Linked DNA regions of Homo sapiens: region 1 is linked to region 2. A link is an interaction called in ENCODE POLR2A ChIA-PET data of the cell type or tissue named here. Cell type or tissue: MCF 10A. All regions are shown on one strand.

Evidence for each region. Peaks named below come from ENCODE experiments on the same cell type or tissue, not always from the same donor. Only the 100,000 strongest peaks of a DNase experiment are listed, where the experiment ranks them.
Region 1: POLR2A ChIA-PET joins it to region 2 with 6 read pairs; 1 of 35 experiments calls an interaction of 5 or more read pairs at or near these places.

What each region holds. Positions count from the first base shown.
Region 1 is chr9:111,741,925-111,744,424 of GRCh38, forward strand. The region is part of intron 10 of SHOC1 (shortage in chiasmata 1); the gene reads right to left. Among named protein-coding and RNA genes, the nearest start is that of SHOC1, 52 kb to the right of the region's middle. In MCF 10A, no CTCF peak of the experiment used is centred here; a DNase peak (open chromatin) is centred at 1,547.
Region 2 is chr9:112,010,988-112,013,487 of GRCh38, forward strand. No RefSeq gene overlaps it. Among named protein-coding and RNA genes, the nearest start is that of LINC02977, 28 kb to the right of the region's middle. RefSeq lists enhancers at 1,104-1,153, 1,264-1,403, 1,644-1,693, 1,734-1,973. In MCF 10A, no CTCF peak of the experiment used is centred here; DNase peaks (open chromatin) are centred at 1,184 and 1,434.

The sequences.
Region 1 (2,500 bases), 270 kb before region 2:
CCTGGCCCAAAATTTTATTTTTAAAAAGTATTTTTAAAGTACTTTTACACTCAAAATCAAGTGAAAAATTGACTTTATAAATGTGTAAACTGCAGTCGAGTTCTACAGACCAAATATCAAACACAGTACTCACTTCCTCCATCCTTGGGAAAGTTTGGTAATTTGTAAACTCAATTGTTCCTACTTGACTGTAAATTACTCCCACCTCTACCTCCCTCAATGGAACCTGGAGCCAGAGAGGGCTGACTTGGGAGAGTTTTAGCACTTCCCTCCATAAACTATGCTAGCGTCAACCTTATACGCCACCAAAAATAAAAATACAATCTAAGTAAAATTACCATGCTTACCATGCACATAGCAACCTCAACAAAAATTTTTATAAAATTGCTGTCCCCAAGTCCATTCCATATAGAAATTCTGGATCCTCTACTGGCTGAGGATCAGAACTGTGAAAAAGTCCTTCTCTGGAGATGGCAGAGTCCTAAAGTTTAGTTCAAGACCTTCAATCTTGGTGGGTTTGTGAGTGAGTGATGTGTGTCTGTGTATGTGTGTTTAGGGGTACTCGGGGGGAGAAGGGAGAAAATAAGCATGTCAATCAGTGTAAATTACAGCTCATCTGTAGCTATGATGCTACTAGCCTTCGTAGGGGAAAGACTATTAATTCATAAACCCCTTAATCTGTGTCCCAAGCTCCCTGCTACCCTGAGTGAGAACTGATTGTATTCTGTTTCTCTGTTCATATGGAACATATATGAGCATGCTAATTATAAGTATTGCCAGTTAAATTGACAGTCTAGGGCAGTGGAAAGCTAGGTTTTATGTCTAAGGCATCCAGTTTACCCACATAATCCAAAAATCTGGTCATGTGATAGAAAATTTGAGAATCTAGACAATTCCTGAATCTTACCAAGGTTTCTTTGACAACACCTCAGATTGTAAGCAACTATTTTAAAGTGAAAGGAACGTGTTATATTTAGCAGGCCATGTCCAATATAGACACACATTTTCACTCTTAACGGAGCTTTCTGAAGGCATGTCTGAATCTGATACATTGTTCATAAAAATATATTCACAAGTCAGCAGTCAGTTAGTAGCTTAATAAAATCTTATGCCATACAGACTTTTCTTTTTTAGCCCATAAAATCTAGCATAGAATCTTATATGTGGTAGGCACTAAAAATATTGTTAACTGGGTATTATTTTCAGCCAAAATGTTGTGCTCTGAAATAAAAATAATTGGGACCATAAAAATAAGTTAAAGCTACAATAACATTCTTTGTTATTTTTCCTTCTTTTTTTCAAAAAAATTTTAACACCTTTTCTCCTTGTTTTTAGTTTTACAGTTGAGATATACAGTAGTTCCCCCTTATCCATGAGTTCACTATACTCGGTTTCATTTATCTGTGTTCAACTGCAGTCCAAACTATTAAACAGAATATTCCATAAACAATTCATAAGTTTTAAATTGCACTGTTGCGAGCAGTGTGATGAAATTTCATGCCATCCTACACCATCTCGCCCAGGATGTGAATCATCCCTTTGCCCAGCATATCCACACTATATGTACTCACTACCTGCCCATTAGTCACTTAGTAGCATTCTCAGTTATCAGATCAGCTGTTGCAGAATCACAGTGCTTGTGTTCAAGTAACCCCTTCTGTATTTAATAATGACTCCAAAGCACAAGAGTAATGAGGATGGTATTTGTTATGGTCGTTCTATTTTACTATTTTACTATAGTTATTGCTGTTAATGTCTTACTATGGCTAATTTATAAATTAAACTTTATCATAGGTATGAATATATGAGAAAAAACAGTATATATAGGGTTCAATAACATTCGCAGTTTCAGGCATCCATTTAAGGTCTTGGAATTTATTCTCCCGGCATAAAGGGGGACTACTGTAAACTCATTTTTAAAATATGGATTTTTAAGCTTTTACAGTTGCCAAACAAATGGAAGTGATTTATCTCTTGCTGGTAAATGTAGTAGTGAGGGGAAAACTTCTTTCAGTTGTTTCAAATGGCTCTAAAACCATTAGCTAATTTGAAAGCCTTTTTTTTCTAACTTTGCCAAATCGTAAGTCATTAGTTAAGATTTGTTTCATAAATTCTTATTAGATATTTGAGTTATAACAATAGACATATAACTTGTGATTAAAAAGAGCTTATTATGGTTTAAATACTTCTAAAATCAAACTGAAATTAAAGATCATACTAATTTCTGCTAGTTTCTGTTTCTAAAAATGCCAGTCTGTCATAACAGATGGATTAGGGTGTATGGACTAAATAAAAGAGTAAAAGGGCACTAACAAAAACAGTATATGTCCTGCAAATAAATATCTTGTACCTTATCAAGAGAACTAAAAGTATTTAAACAAAGTGTATGTAGTTTCCATACTTGTCCTATGCTCTTTTTAGGGCTCATATCTGATATGGACAATTCTTAGTTCATGATAGAACTCTGTATAGCACAAATTTACTCTAGAAATGTAAATAA
Region 2 (2,500 bases):
CTGCAAGTCGAAAAAGCAGGTCAAGACTACTAGGGGCAGAGAGGAGGGAGAATGTTTAAGTTGGGCTCTAATGGTAGGATTTGGACACGCTGAGATTGAGGAGACCTAAGGGTGTTACTTCCATAATGGAACCAGTAAAACAAAAGCCATGATTGTCTAATAGAAAGTCTTTGCCAGGGAGGCTTATGAGATAAAGCATGATAGGAATCAATTTGCAACACAAACCTGAATGTTCCAGAAAGTTCATATGGCTTTACTTACTTTAAATTATGGTAGGCATGACACTGAGCTTCCTTTCTGCTCAGCTAGTGGGAAATTTAATTTCAGAGGTTGAGAGGATTGCCTTCTCTTCCCCACCTCCAAATCCCATGCCCAGTCCCAGAGCTAATGGCCAGGAGTGTTTATGTGAAGCCAAACATTCATGCGGTATGTCTGGTCATTGGTTTACATCAGAGATCCACAAACTTTTTCTGTAGAGAACAGATAGTCAATATTTTAGGCTTTGCAATCCAAGCAGCTCTCTGTCACAACCACTCAACTCTACCATTGTTGCTTAAAAGCAGCCGTAGACAGTAGGAAAATGAATGAACTTGACTGTATCCCAGGAAGACTTTATTTATGGACACTGAAATTTGAATTTCATATAATTGCATGGGTCATAAAATATGATTTTTTTTCCCAAACACTTTAAAATGTCACCATTCTAAGCTCATAGGTTATACAAAAACAGACGACGGCCCAGATTTGACCTATGGGCCAACCCCTTATCTACGAGGTTTCCACCAAGTTGCCTGCTGGCCAAGCTTATAGAGTGAAGTTGGACATCCCTGTTGTTCCCCTGGAAATCTTTGCCAGAGCTGAGAGCCTCCATACCCAGAGTCAGAAAGACCTTTCTAGGCTCAACATGCAGTCATGGCTCCCGGACACCCTGTCATCTTCCTGAGATTCTATGGAGGGTGGGCCACAGAGCCCCATTATTTTAAAAACTGTGCATATCCTTTCCTTCCCTTGGGGAATAATCTTAAGGACTGTGTCTCTCAAAAACACTCTACCACTTCTTCTCCTAGCGCAGCATGCTCAAATCCCTCAGAGTGAAGGAGGAAAAAGTCAGGACGGAAAGTGATGTGCAGGCTTCTTCTTTGGGCCCTGAAAGCTCAAAGTCCTGGCTACCTGCCCTGAAGGCTGAGTAATGTACAAAGAAAACAAAGACAAATAACTCAGTAAATTATCCGGCCTAGGATCAGAGCTTTCTAGCCCCAGAGCAAGCTCAGGCCTCAACATTCTAAGCTTAAGAGGTCAGGCTGTCCCTCCATATTTCAATGGGTACAGGTCTTGAGTTTCCTCAGAAAACCTCTGAAGGGAGGTCACAGTTATGGGGACAAAGAAGGAAAGTGTTGGATTCAGGACACCAGGCTCCACTGAAGGTGACTCATGGTTTTGGCTTGCAAGCAACGTTGCTGATCACTTTGACCAACCACAGGTCCCTGCCAGCTGCACTCCTCTCCAGGAGCACTCCTATTTTTATATGTGTGGTACAAAGAACTCCTACCAGCTAATTTCCACTTCCCCCACAAAAGCCTGTTTTACTTCTGCTTTGAGTAAAAAGCTTTCCTCTTTCTGGTCTCAAAGCACACACTCAACAGTGCCTGTAATTCACAGTCATCTGGTACCCTTGGCTTATCTCAGGCCCCTGTAGTAACAACTGGCTCCAAGCATGTCTCCTACAGCCACAAGCTCCAGTGGGGTAGCCAGGTTCACTGGAAGAGAATGTTCCCTACACAAGGGAATCTGAGACAGAAAAAGTCATCCTCAGAAAGTAGGGACTGGTGGACATGTGAGCCTGGGAAATGAGAACAATTTGTGCTGGGAAGTTGCTCATGTAAAGAGTTCACAGAGCAGGTATCTGCTGCCCAGGCTTAAACTCTCAAGTGGAAAATGGAAACCATCATTCCAGATTGGCTTCTTACCCTGTATCTGTGCATTCATCAACCTTTGACAATAAGGTCATTTCTTAGCCCCACACATAGCATATAGGAAAGATTTATCCAAGCCCTGCTATTATAGATGAATAAATGAAACACATTCAGGAGGTTGCCCATACAGTATTTGCCTCATTTTCCCCACAGCTCTAGAGAAAGGACATTTTATAAGTTCTGTCATTCCACAGAGCTGTACAAAGCCGCCTGGCTTAACTGACTTAATTTCTTTTTTTTTTTTTTTTTAGAGACAGGATCTTGCTCTGTCACCCAGGCTGGAGTGCAATGGTGCAGTCATAACTCACTCCAGCCTGCAGCTCCTGGGCTCCAGCAATCCTTCCACCTTGGCCTTCCAAAGCACTAGGATTACAGGTATGAGCCACCATACCCGGCCTTCACTTTTTTTTTTAACTTGACAAAATGGTTCTTAAGTTCAAGATGGTTAGCATACATCTGCTTTCAAGACAGAAAGAGGGGGAAAAAGAAGGAACAGCCACAGTTGTTCACGGTATCAGCGAAGTAAA